2 separate regions of the Homo sapiens genome follow, and region 2 is linked to region 1. The links are chromatin contacts, found by Hi-C or POLR2A ChIA-PET in ENCODE. All regions are on one chromosome and are shown on one strand. Each heading gives the region's core, a stretch centred on a gene start or an enhancer-like site at or near the end of the contact. The rest is flanking DNA. Distances are from core to core; before and after follow the strand shown. Region 1 overlaps ANTXR1 (ANTXR cell adhesion molecule 1). Region 2 overlaps ANTXR1 (ANTXR cell adhesion molecule 1).

Region 1 (6,565 bases), core at 3,112-5,611:
ATCACTTTCCTCTTAAGACATCAAGGGGGTCTTGATCCAGGGGTTACCGGCCAAGGGCTCAGCATCTGCCAGCCCTCCCAGACCAACCCAGGAAAATTCCAGCATGGCTGTGCCTCCATGCTGCTCTCCCTTCAGGGTTTGCTAGGAGCTCCAGCAGAGTGGAATGCAGAGTGGGAAGTAAGAAGCTCAGAGCCCGGCAACCCAGAGTTTCATTGGCCCACGTACTTAACACTTAGAGATCCTTGGACATTTCTTGTTTGGAAACAGGGACTGATGATGACTTACATCATAGGCTTGTTTGAGGATTACAAGGATTACTGGTGAAAATGCCTAATACTTTTCCAGACATACAATAGGCACTCAAGGCATATGAATTATTGCCTCTTCCACTTCTCTTCCCTATCATATGACGGATATTAATGTCAGCTTCCTTTGATCCCCTAAACATTCTTGAATATGCATAAAAATCACTTGAGAATTATGTTTGTAATACCTATTCCCAAGAGATTCTATTGCATTGAGTTTCAGATGGATCCAAGGGATCCATATATTTCAAATCTGCTTTTTTTTTTAAGTGCCCCAGGTATGCTTTTAGAACATTGACATATCTGACCTTAAGAATACAGAATTGCAAAAATTCATCCCACCTCAGGTTGGGAATTTCTGTCTTAATTATGTTCCAATGACAGTTGTTTTATTCAAGAAGTGCTTGTTTGCAAAGAATATATGCCTCCTCAAGCTACCTTAACCAGAAAGTGGAAATTATTGATAGCATAGAGAATTATCAGACCCAGTTGTCAGTCCACAGGTGAAGGACTCCTACTCTAAATTATTTCTGGGGTCACTGTGGCATACTTGACAGTGTAAGCAACAAGAACTACAATAACCATGTAAAACAACAACCCAAGGGATGCAAAACATGATTAATAGCAGGACTGGGGGCCGATCATGGATCCTTAAGAAGCTCAGAGGTGGATTATTCTGGGCAGGAGTCCTCATGAGAAGGCAGCGCAGACCCGAATCATTGAAAAACCAGGGAAAGGTGATGGGTACCACCAAAGGAGAGATATTATGACCTCAACCTAGAGGCTGGAAGACAGAAAAGCATACTCAGGGGTCAATAATAATAATAATACCTATCTATCTAGTGGGACAGTTTGGGTAAAGGAGTCAGGAGTAATGGAAAATAAGCCTAGACATTGGGTTGAAACCAGATTAACATGAGCCTCGAAGGGGTTTTGCCTCTAACCTATAGGCAGTGGGTGTAGTTACTGAAACAAGTTAAGAAAATAATCTGATGGCAGTGCTTGCATACGTGGGAGGGAGACTGGGGATACCCAGAGACTGTAGGCCAATTAGGAGGCAATAGTCCTGCCTTAAGATGGCTAGATTCTGAAAAGGGACAACTCTTATCTGTTCAGACGTTCTTATGAGCCGTGTGCCTAACTCCAAGTGTTGTTTCCCACATAGATGATTGGACTCTTTTTGTATGCATAAATCAGTGTTGTCCTTGAATACATCAGCCTTAGCAACTCACCCAAGCTCAACATGAGCCCAAATGTTTGTAAAACTTCCTCCATCCCCAAATGGAAATAACTGCAAAGATCTTTAAGAAATTTTAGCGAAACTATCGTTCAAAATAGAAAGAAAACTAATTTGAGACTTTAGTCTCCAAACTTTTAGCTGAATGATAACATTCCTGTGAGCTTTTATCTGTGAGTTATGCTAGTGGTTTTGATCCTTCCAGTACTCGAAACCCATGTTTATGGCAGTTGTTCATTCGTTTGCTTGGACAGAGAAACAGGGACAAGTAGAGCGAGCTCATCTTTCTTAAATCAGACAGAAATAATTACGGCCTAAAAGTTGGCTAACTATTTTTAAGAAGTAGATTCATTTCCCCTTTTGGATACTGAAAAGAAAACTCTCAATTTCCCCCCCATCTGAAGCCTCTATCCCAGCTTGTTCCCATGAATGTTGTTTTGTGGCTGGTTATTTTCTCATAATAAAATAGGACTGGGCTTAATTATCCAAAATAAGATTGCAGAGCAGCTTCTGATAAGCTCAAATTCTTCACAAAGTTTTCTGCCCATAATGCTCATATTTTTAAACCTTAAATTAATATGCAGGGGCTAGTATTTATTCATACATCAAATACTTATTGAAAATCTTTTATGGCAGGCTCTGACCATTCAGTAACAACTAAAGCAGGTAGAGGCTCTGTCCTGGTAGAGCTTACAATCCAGTGGGAGAGACACATTAAAAACAAGTAAATAAATAATCATGTGGAATTAAAATTGTGATAACAGGAATAAAAGAAATAACATGGCCATGAGATTAAGAGTAAAAGGGTTGACAAAGAACCCAGGTTCCTTTGAAGAGATGAACTGAAGGACGTAATGGAGCCATCCATTGGAAGGGCATGGATAGAATGTTCTTGGCAGAGCACGGCCCAGTACAGTGCATAGGAGAATGAAAGACCAATGCTTAAAGTGAAGAAAGGCAGAAGATGACATGAAGAAGCAGGCAGAAGCTAAATCCAAGGACAATAGGAAACTATAGCTAGGTACAGAGTCTGACAATAGAGCAATCAGGCTTGAAATCAAGACTCAGGAAATCTAGACATCATGGCACTCAGAATCAATAGCATTTCGGCCTTTGAAGAAGAAAACTCACTATGACTTGAACACGTTCTCTCTATTAGCGCCTCTGCCAGGCACTTAACCACCACTCTCTGAAGAAGGATTTATTATCCCCATTTTATAGATGAGGAAACTGAGGTGCAAGAAGGTTGGAGAAACTGCCCTCAGGTCTGCCCTCTTATAATGGTGGAGTGGGGAATTTGAACTCAGCTCTGGTTCCAAAGATTCTGCTCTTTTCATGACATTTGGCCATAAATGTCTGAGGAAATGGAAAATCACCACTGGATTACCAGAAGCCAGTTGCCCAGGGCTTGGATTCATCAAATCCCCAGATGCTCTGCTTCCTCAATCTGATGCTCATGTTTTGATCTTTCCACTGTTCTTCAATCCTCTCTCCTTCAAGAGGAAGTACTTATGTGTCAGATTTTTTCAAAATGTTCCCACTTGTTTTCCATTTTAGTTTCTTAACTGAGAGGGATAGGAAAAGGGCAGAAGGAAATTAACAGCTGTAGAGAACTTACTTTGGAACCAGACATTATCCCTTTTTCCCATATAATATTATTTCATTTAAAAATCATAACAATGCTGCAAAATAAATATTCCTATTCCAATGTTACAGATGAAGAAACTGAAGCTCAGATAACCTGCCCAAGACCACACAGCCCTAAGGGGGAAAGCAGGGTTAGAACCCACTTTTTCCTTGACTCTAGAGCCCATGATTTTTCCTACCTCTATTTTCTTAGGAAGCTAAAAATAATCAAAACCACCATTCAGTGAGTTCGTACTATGTGCCAGGTACTGTGCAAATCATTTCACATAATCATCTCCTTGAATCCTCACAGGTGCCATTTGATGTAGAAATCATTACCCCTTTTATAGAAGTAGATACTAAAAGTTCAGAGAGATTCACCAACTTGTCCAAGGCCACACAGCACAGTGAGTAGTGATCCCGAATAGACTCAAGTCTTTCTAATGCCCACGATGTGAATGCCCACTGTGTTCTACTAAACAATGCAGGCAGGCCAGGAAGTAGCTCCATTTCAGAGAGGAAGACACTGAGGACTGAAAACGTGAACTGGCTTGACAGAGGCAAGACCAGAATCCATGTGGCCTGATCTGAATACACCGTGGATGGGCAGGGGAGCACTTTGCCTCTTACTACCAGGTAGAGACCACCTCCAGAAATCATTACTGCCCAACGGATGAAGTACCATCGTCCTGAGAAGCTGGAGAATTGACACAGGCTGCAAGGAACATCTCCCCTTCCACACTTGCACAGGACTCTACCTCTGAGCACCACGACAGTTTTCCCACTCGCTTCTGCAGAATATGGTGATAAAATTACAAGAAGAAGTCTGGATGGCTGGAAGATTGTAGCCCTTGAAGCCAGTAACACTGTAAAGGAAGAAACTATTCCTGTGCCTTCTCATATTGTGGCTTCTTCAGGGAATTTCCACCGACCACAACTGGTGAATTTAGCACCAGCCCTCGAGCAAAAGTATGAAGCAAAGGTCCAGCAAGGCTCCTGGGTCTTTGCTTGCCTTTTCAAAAGTGTTTCAGGCAGTGAAACAGGAACCCGCATAAAAGCTGGGTTCAGATAACACCGAGATGGGTCAGCAGCTTTGAATCCCAACACTCGGCCTGGTTACCGTGATGCCAGCTCCTCCTCCCAGCTATCCCCACTTGGTGTGCAACTGAGGGTGGTGCCTGAAACCAAGGACACTGTCTGAAAAGGAGAGCCCACAGCTGCTGGCACCAAGCCATCTCCATCTAGGAGAATTTCCCTCGAATAAATATTTAAGCCGACATCAGGCTTCCTGTTAAGGAGAGTGAGTCAGCACATAGAGCTTTCTGCATGTTTGATCAACAATAAACAACAAGCATTGAGCAAACACAACTATGTTTGCAAGGATTTCTCGCAAGCTGTGGCATGACCATCCTTGTTATCAGGGAAACTGTGAGATCAACGGAACCGAGGAATCAATCTATTCCATGGTATATATAAATTTATTTTATTTATGAAAACCAGATCCTGTGCTGATTTGTCCCTTCCACTCATGGGAAGCAATGTAATCCCCTAATCTGGCCCAGGCCCTAACAAAGCTGTGATAAAAGGTGAAATCTGTCTTCCAGGCTTGCCTCCCAGCTACTCTTCCAAGACCCCAACAGGAACTGCAAAGGGTTTTCCTGTGATCAGAATTCATGTCACATTCCCAAAGTCCTGGAAAGTGTCTGCCTTATTGAACTAATCCCTTTTCCAGGGCTAGCAGATGGGGAGGCACATTTCAGCAGCAGCAGCTCTTCTCATAAATCAGGCTTGTTGGTCACTGGAGGCAACCTCCTTCCCTTCCTTCGCCCCATCTGAATCCTGTCCAAAGGCACCCTTCAGTCTTCCCATCTCTACAAAGCCTGCCCTGCTCTCTCCTCTTCCATGAGCTCTCCCTGCCTTGGACTCCAGTGGCACCAATTTTTTGAAGCTCTTGCTTGGCATGTGGATCTGTTCCATGCCTCTGCCATTCCTCCTGGTCACATGCTAAGTTGTGCAATCCCAAAGACTGCCCTATGTGTCATATTTCCCATGATATGCAGCCCTGTGCTTTGCATATTTATTAATTATAAAGCAACCCAGAGTACCATAGAGCTTTTGTGACCCAGGGAAGACCTACACTGCACAACAAGAGGGCAGTCTGTGGCTCCGTTTCTTGTAAAATCCCCTCAGCCTCTCCCCTCCCCTCTCTTCCAAGATTGCATCTGTAAAACATGGCATTCTGGGCACCATTCACATTAGCAGGCTTGGATACGAAACATAAATAGAATCAATTGTAATTTCTGTAGTGGGCAGAGAATCTTTTTTCAAAAAAATCTTTTGCCTCAGCAGTCATTAATTAGACTCAGATTTTGCAGACACTCAGACCAGGCATTTCTCCTACACTATTATTTCTATTCAGCTTATTAAAAAGTCCAAATTGAACAAGAATTCCCAGAGCTTGAACAGGCTACAAAGATTGCAGAGGGGCATGTTCAGTTAATCCTCAGATCATTCCTATTCTTCCTGCAGCCCCTCCTCCTATATTGAGGAATCTGCTGAGACCCACTATAAAAGCAACAGCAGAATTTTAGAACGAAATCAGCTCCCAAGAAAGGCCACTCACTTTTCCAGTCTGCTCATCTTACTAAATAAACCACATTTTGAAGTTCCCAGCTCTCTGAGCTTTTCTCCTGCAGACATGAGAAGAAAGTGGTTTAGTGGGGAAACAAATGAATTTCCTACTTTTAGAACCTTGTTTATCCTACACTCCTTTGGATCGGATTCTCATTGAGTGTGAAACTAACAGAGTAGCATCTATTTAAGTGAGTGGGGTGCCCTCCCTCAGACAAAAACTTTGGCATGTTTTAAGAATAAGCTTTATTGTTTAAGATACACAAACTGCTTCAAAATGTGTTTTGTTGCATGTAAGCGTGGTATAATGTATTTGGTATAGTGTATTAGTGTACATAAAATCATATATGAATCCCAGAAATACGTGTGTATAATATTCCATATTTGTATTTGTAAAGTTTTTTTTTTTTTTTTTTTTTTAGAGATGGGGTCTTGCTATGTTGCCCAGGCTGGTCTCAAACTCCTGGCCCCAAGCAATTCTCTCACCTTCACCTCCCAAAATGCTGGACTTACAGGCATGAGCCACTGCACGTGGCCATATTCCATTTTTATTTAAAGTCAGATTCTATAGAACTGACATGGATCTGGGGTAATGTCCATGGTTAACAATATGTGTGCCTATTAAAGTGTGGAGAATTTAGTTAGAAAAGGCAACTTTTTTTTTTTTTTTTTTTTTTGAGGCAGAGTCTCGCTCTGTTGCCCAGGCTGGAGTGCAGTGGCGCTATCTCGGCTCACTGCAAGCTCTGCCTCCCAGGTTCACACCATT
Region 2 (5,974 bases), core at 2-2,501, 37 kb before region 1:
ACTCTTCAGTTACTTTTGATAGAATTTCCTGATATTGGTGAAATTTTATAAATGATGAAATTACATTAAGATAAATCTCACATTTGATTGTTGATTCCATCTGCTAACTTGGAGCGAAATGTTGGCAAACCATATTATTGGGGGACTATATTTTCTTTTACTTAAGTTAGACTTATTTTGGATTAAGGTTTCAGATACAAGTGCACTGTGAGACAGGTAAGAGCTTGAAATATTTACTGTTCATAATTACCCAGGAAGGGAGTAGAAAGGGAGGGCTTATGGTACCACAAAATAAAAGGAAATTTAAATAGTGTAAAAGAATGTTGTTGATACAAAGAAGTTAAACTAGGTAGATCTAGCTTAACAAAAGTATTTTAGGATTTGCCACATTTTACTTGCAGATGAAAACTAGCAATAACAGAGTCATGTCATTTATTCATAGTTAGGATGGTATACTAGAGAGTGGAGAGGATAGTCTTCCCCCATTTATGAAATTGTACACTTTTTAAATAGTGAGATGGCCCACATGAGAGAAGCACCATGGGGAACACATGTGGGATTATTGGGAGACTCATATATGGATGTGTTGGAAAAAGAAAAGGAGGAAGGGCCAGTACAGGGGGGGCAGGAAGACTTTATTCTCTAACGTTCTTATAGAAATGAATATAGGACTAACAGGACAGAGTAAAATTTTCTAGCTGAAGTCAGCAAACTTGAGCTAGTCCCTATTTTTTTTCCCATGACTTTGTTAGGATTTGTAACAGAAAGAGTGCTCTGTACCATGTAGGAGTTTTCAAATCCTGTTACTCCTTCAACCTGATCTACTATATGCATGCATTTCATTCAAAAAAACAGGAGTTTCTGATCCCTTATTAACAGAAGGAGAAACTGAGGCCATGTCACCTTCCCAAGAATAGCAAACAGAACCCAGACCAGACCCAGGCTCCACATTCTTTCCAGTTTACCTTGCTGCCTTCTGTTCAACAGAGAATCATAAAATCCAAGACACTTGTGTGACTTGCCTTCAATACTGGCCAAGGATTTTAAGAAGCTCTGAGAAGGTGTCTCTGGCCATCTCAAGACTCCTCATCTTGCTCAGTCTTTAGATGATGCCACCCCTTATGCAGAGATGTTTTTTGTTCTGCGATGGGGAGCTAAACACCCCTCTCGCCTGTTCTTCACATCCTCCTACAACCCGAGGCTTCCTAGTGCAGCTTCATGCTGTCCATGCCCCATGCATAAGAGTTTGGCCAAGAGACCAGGTTCACACATCACTTGCAGGTGCTTTGTGTGCTAATGCTCACAGCTTCTGGGAAGTTGACAGGGTCAGAGGGGTCAGGGATTTATAAACACTATCAGAATGCCAAGTCTTCCAGACCCATTGTGGTTTGTTATGCTTGTTGGAATTAGTCATCCTCTGAATCTACTGGGAATCTAATTTTTGTGTACCTTAACGTCACTACTGCTAGTTTCCTGTTCTGAAGAGAAAACAGAGGGTAGAGTCCCTGGTTTGCTGGAAGCAGCATTTTGTATGGGTCAAATGTGCATCAAACAACAGCCAAAAATGCCTTGCTGAAGGCTGTGTGGATTTCATGTGGTGACTGCTTGGCCTAGGTCAGCTGGGAAAGCACAGCATGGTTTATGGACACACCCCCAACCTCATCAGCCTATGGAAGAAATGTGGGCAAGATCTCTCTGAAACTCTTTCTCAGGAGACTGGCTAAAAGAATCAGGCTTTCAGATCTTCCAAGCTAGTACTGCTTCTGAAATATATGACTTGCAGTGTTTTAGTTGGGCACAGGAATTTGTATTTTTCTATCTCACTTGATTGTCACAATATCCCTATAAAACAGTAAAGGGTCCATTAAGATACCTGTATAATACTTGAGAGACCTTATAGAATTAAGAAAAACTTGTTCAAAAGCAAGACATGAATTGGCAAAGACTTTCATTTCAGCAAAAGTTTTGGGTAAATCAAAAGAAATAATATCAAAGATATACGGCTGATCCTTGAACAACATTTTGAACTGAATGGGTCCAATTATACACAGGTATTTTTCAACCAAATGCAGATCAAAAATACAGTATTCGCAGGATGCAAAATCCACATATATGGAGGGCTGACTTCTAGTATATGCAGGTTCTGCAGGGCTGTCTGCAGGACTTGAGTGCATGGATTTGGTATACTCAGGGATCATGAACCAATCCTCTGCCTATACCAAGGAATGACTGTATTCGCATTCAGTTCTTGGGATCAAATACACGTAGGGTAAAGCTATGAGAAGATGAAAAAATAGAATGGAAAATAAATATAATGTGTTAAGATATAGTAAAGAAACTCCAATTAGAATAATAATGCCTACGATTTGTGTCTTTTATCTGCAAGCACTTTATCCTTTTTTATTTATCCTCATATAACCATTGTTACTCTATTTTCTAATGGGAAGGAACTATGCGGTCATTTGAATCATTGTTATATATGGAATGTGTCGTTTTTCTCTGTTTTCACAGTTTCTTCTTTTTTAGTTCTTAGCAGTTTGATTATTTGTGTGGGCATGGTTTTCCTTCAGGGTACCCTATTTTGACTTTGCAGAGCTTCTTGAATCTATAAACTTGTCTGTCACCATATTTGGGGAGTTTGCAGCTACTTGAGTTGGGGGGGGAAATTCTGGACCTCATGGTAGTGTGGGTCATTTCTCTAGGTTTAAATTTTCCTCCCCAGTCCACCAGTTTTGTTTACCTTCCAGTCTACTTGGTTGCTTTTTCTGTTGTAATCAGCAGGTGATATAGGCAGTAGCAAGCATACTCTATCTTGGCTGCTGCTACTTCAATTTTACAGATAAGGACACTGAGGTTCAAAAAGTTTAGGTAACCTGCCGAGGTCAGATAGCTAGTAATCTGCCAAATTAGTATTCTGATTCTGGATTCTAAATTTGGTCCAACTCCTGTACTTTGTACTGTATCATGTTGCTCTTCCAAGATTTCCTGGCTTCATCAGTTTAAATAGTTGATAGATTGTAACAAAGTTTGCAGGTCACTTCCTTAGTATAATAGAGTATACAATGTCAATTTAAGTACTGTTAGAATAAAATGATGTTAACTACTGCATATGAGTCCCTGGATACTCCAAGGAGAGTCTTGTTCTTACATTAATTGAAATACTTCAAATGTGTCATCATTTAGAAATAAGAAATAAGACCACGTGAAGGAAGTTCAACTATTCATTTAAAAAAAAATAGATGCTCAATTTAATCAAATGCAATTTTGCCTTTTGTTAAGATGGTGATATTTTTCCTTTACCTACTAGTACACTGAATGTCATAAAAAACATTTTTAAATATTGGATCATTCTAGTATTTCTGTATACATTTGGTTATGATATATTCTTTTAATGTATATCTGAATTCTGTATTTTTAATATTATTCAGAAATTTAGCACCCCTATTTATAACTGTAATTGGGCTGCCATTGTCCTTTTTATTACTACCTTTCTTTACAGTACTTTTGATTCTTTTTTATTTAAATTAGTACTTCTTCTAGAATTTATTATGATATAAGGTACAAGGTCAACATCCAGTGTTTCTTTCCCCGATTGATTAGCCAGTTCTTCCCACACCACTGTGTAATAATCTTTTACCAACAACTTGAACAGTTAAACTCTTTGCTAGGCTTGGGTTCATTACTGGATTTTCTATTCTGTTCTGTTTTTCTGTCTGTTTCTATAGTTGGATCACATTGTTTTAATTAGTTTTAACATCTGGAGGACCAATCTATCCTCATTTCTAATCTTGGGTGAAAATCTCCTTGGTCTTTACTGGATTTTTCCAACCACATACATTTTAAATAATTTTTTATGTTCCCAGATATCCCTGGGATTTTCACTCGAACTGTGTGAAAAATACAGATTAACTCAGCAGCAATGGCGCTGCATTTTCTCTATACTTATTTTCTTATTTAGGGATATACCATGTCTCGTTTACGTCCCTCAGTACGATTTTGTTTTTTTCTTCAAATTAGTCTAATTGTCAACATTTTTTTCCCAGGCATTTTAAGTTGCCTCCATTGTGAAAGAAATGCTTTGCTGTTGTATTCTCCAAACTGTCATTCTTCACTCTTGACTGGTGAACCTATAGTTTGTGATCCATGGGCTTCTACTGAACTCCATAAAATGATTTACAAAAACGTGCATGTCAGTGGGTTTTCTGTAGAAAAGACCATGCATGCAGCCCCCATCCCCATCCCCTGCCAAAAAAAGAGCTTCAGAAACATTAGTTTTGGGGAAAACAATAGGTTTCTAACAGGTTTTTTGTTGATTTCTTTTATTTTTATTATTTTTATTTTTTTAAGAGGGAGTCTTGCTCTGTCACCCAGGTTGGAGTGCAGTGGTGCGAACTCAGCTCACTGCAACCTCCATCTCCCAAGTTCAAGCGATTCTCCTGCCTCAGCCTCCCTAGTAGCTGGGATTACAGGTGCACACCGCCATGCCAGGCTAATTTTTGCATTTTAGTAGAGACGGGGTTTCACCATGTTGGTCAGGCTGGTCTCTAACTCCTGACCTCAAATAATCCACCCACCTCGGCCTTCCAAAGTGCTGGGATTACAGGTGTGAGCCACCACATCTGCCTTCTTATCCCACCACTTTAATGAAACATTTTATTAGTTCTAATAGTTTTCCAGTTAATTTTTAAGTGGTTTTCCAATAAGGTGATTGTAGTATCTGTGATTAATTCTGTCTTCTTTTCTAATATTTATAGCTAGTATATCTTCCTGTGTATCTTCTTACATTCTAAAATTTTCAGACTTTAATTCCCAATTGGGTTTTACAATTATGCATTTTATTGGATGCTAACTTCATACATTTTATCTACTTTGTTAAGGAAGGATTCTTCAAATGCGAGATTATTAAAACTTTTTATCTGAAATAGTTGTTATATTAAATACCCTTTTGCCATATCAAAATAGTTATATCTTTCTTCTATTTCCTTTGACCTGTCTGTAAAAATTTTAAATCAAAAGCTCTCCTAATGGGCCTGGCACAATGGCTCACACCTGTAATCTCAGCACTTTGGGAAGCTGAGGTGAGAGGATCGCTTGAGCCCAGGAGTTCAAGGCCAGCCTGAGCAACATAGGGAGACCCCATCTCTACAAAAAATAAAATTAAAAATTAGCCAAGCATGTTGTCACACCCCTGTGGTCCCAGCTACTCAGGAGAATGAGGTGACAGGATCGATTGAGGCATGGGAGGTAAAGGCTGCAGTGAGCCGTAATCATGCCAATACACTCCAGCCTGGGCAACAGAGTGTGCTGTATCAAAAATAAATAAATAAATAAATAAATAAAAGATTTTCTAATGAAAAACTAACCTTACATTCCTACAATAAACTTTATCATGGTTTGCTATGTTTTTATTGTGTTTCTGGTTTGATTTAAGCTGAAAGATATTACTTATCAATATTTAATATTGAGAGTATTCTGGGGCTTTATTTCATACAATCTCTGTCAGTTTGGGAGTAAACGGATTACATGAGCTTGGAAAAATGAGTAGGCAATCTTGCTGTAAGCTGCAGAATTGCTTAACTAATAAAGAGAGCAAACGTTTGTTCAAAGTTTGATATAACTCAGAGGAAAACTATCAAAGCCTAAATTATTATTGAAGAAGCTCTTTGACAGTTACCTCAGCTTTTTGTGTTATTGCTTTTATCGTGTTTTCTAACTTGAGAAACAGTAGAAATTACCAATATGTTGACATTTTAAATTTATCACGTATCTTTTTAATTTTCAAAAGCTCTTCTGTATCTTTGGTTATATCCCTTTCCTCCAATTGTATAAAGCTATTTTCTTTTCTCTTATTTGCCCCATTCAGATTACCTAATGGTTTGTTTCTTAAATGTATTCATCAGTTCTGTTTTATATATTGTTAGATTTTATGATTCATTATTTTATCTTATTACTATTATTAGTTCCTTCCTTCTGC

What was found. A loop is a pair of places that touch in the nucleus more often than their neighbours do. ChIA-PET counts read pairs that join two places held with the same protein, here RNA polymerase II (POLR2A). Pooled maps may share reads with other maps.
Region 2: a map of endothelial cell of umbilical vein shows a loop between it and region 1 (3-fold over the local background). The contact joins two enhancer-like sites. A Hi-C loop is called at or near these places in 3 of 168 maps with a recorded cell type or tissue (IMR-90, endothelial cell of umbilical vein and sciatic nerve) and 3 of 50 pooled maps. POLR2A ChIA-PET finds 5 or more read pairs at or near these places in 1 of 52 experiments (activated CD4-positive, alpha-beta T cell).

What each region holds. Positions count from the first base shown.
Region 1 is chr2:69,078,395-69,084,959 of GRCh38, forward strand. All of the region lies in intron 8 of ANTXR1 (ANTXR cell adhesion molecule 1), which reads left to right. Among named protein-coding and RNA genes, the nearest start is that of MIR3126, 22 kb to the right of the region's middle. Within about 2 kb of position 4,362, at least 23 of the 41 ENCODE cell types and tissues checked have a DNase peak (open chromatin) inside an H3K27ac peak, as active enhancers do.
Region 2 is chr2:69,044,985-69,050,958 of GRCh38, forward strand. The region is part of intron 3 of ANTXR1 (ANTXR cell adhesion molecule 1); the gene reads left to right. Among named protein-coding and RNA genes, the nearest start is that of ANTXR1, 35 kb to the left of the region's middle. Within about 2 kb of position 1,252, at least 3 of the 41 ENCODE cell types and tissues checked have a DNase peak (open chromatin) inside an H3K27ac peak, as active enhancers do.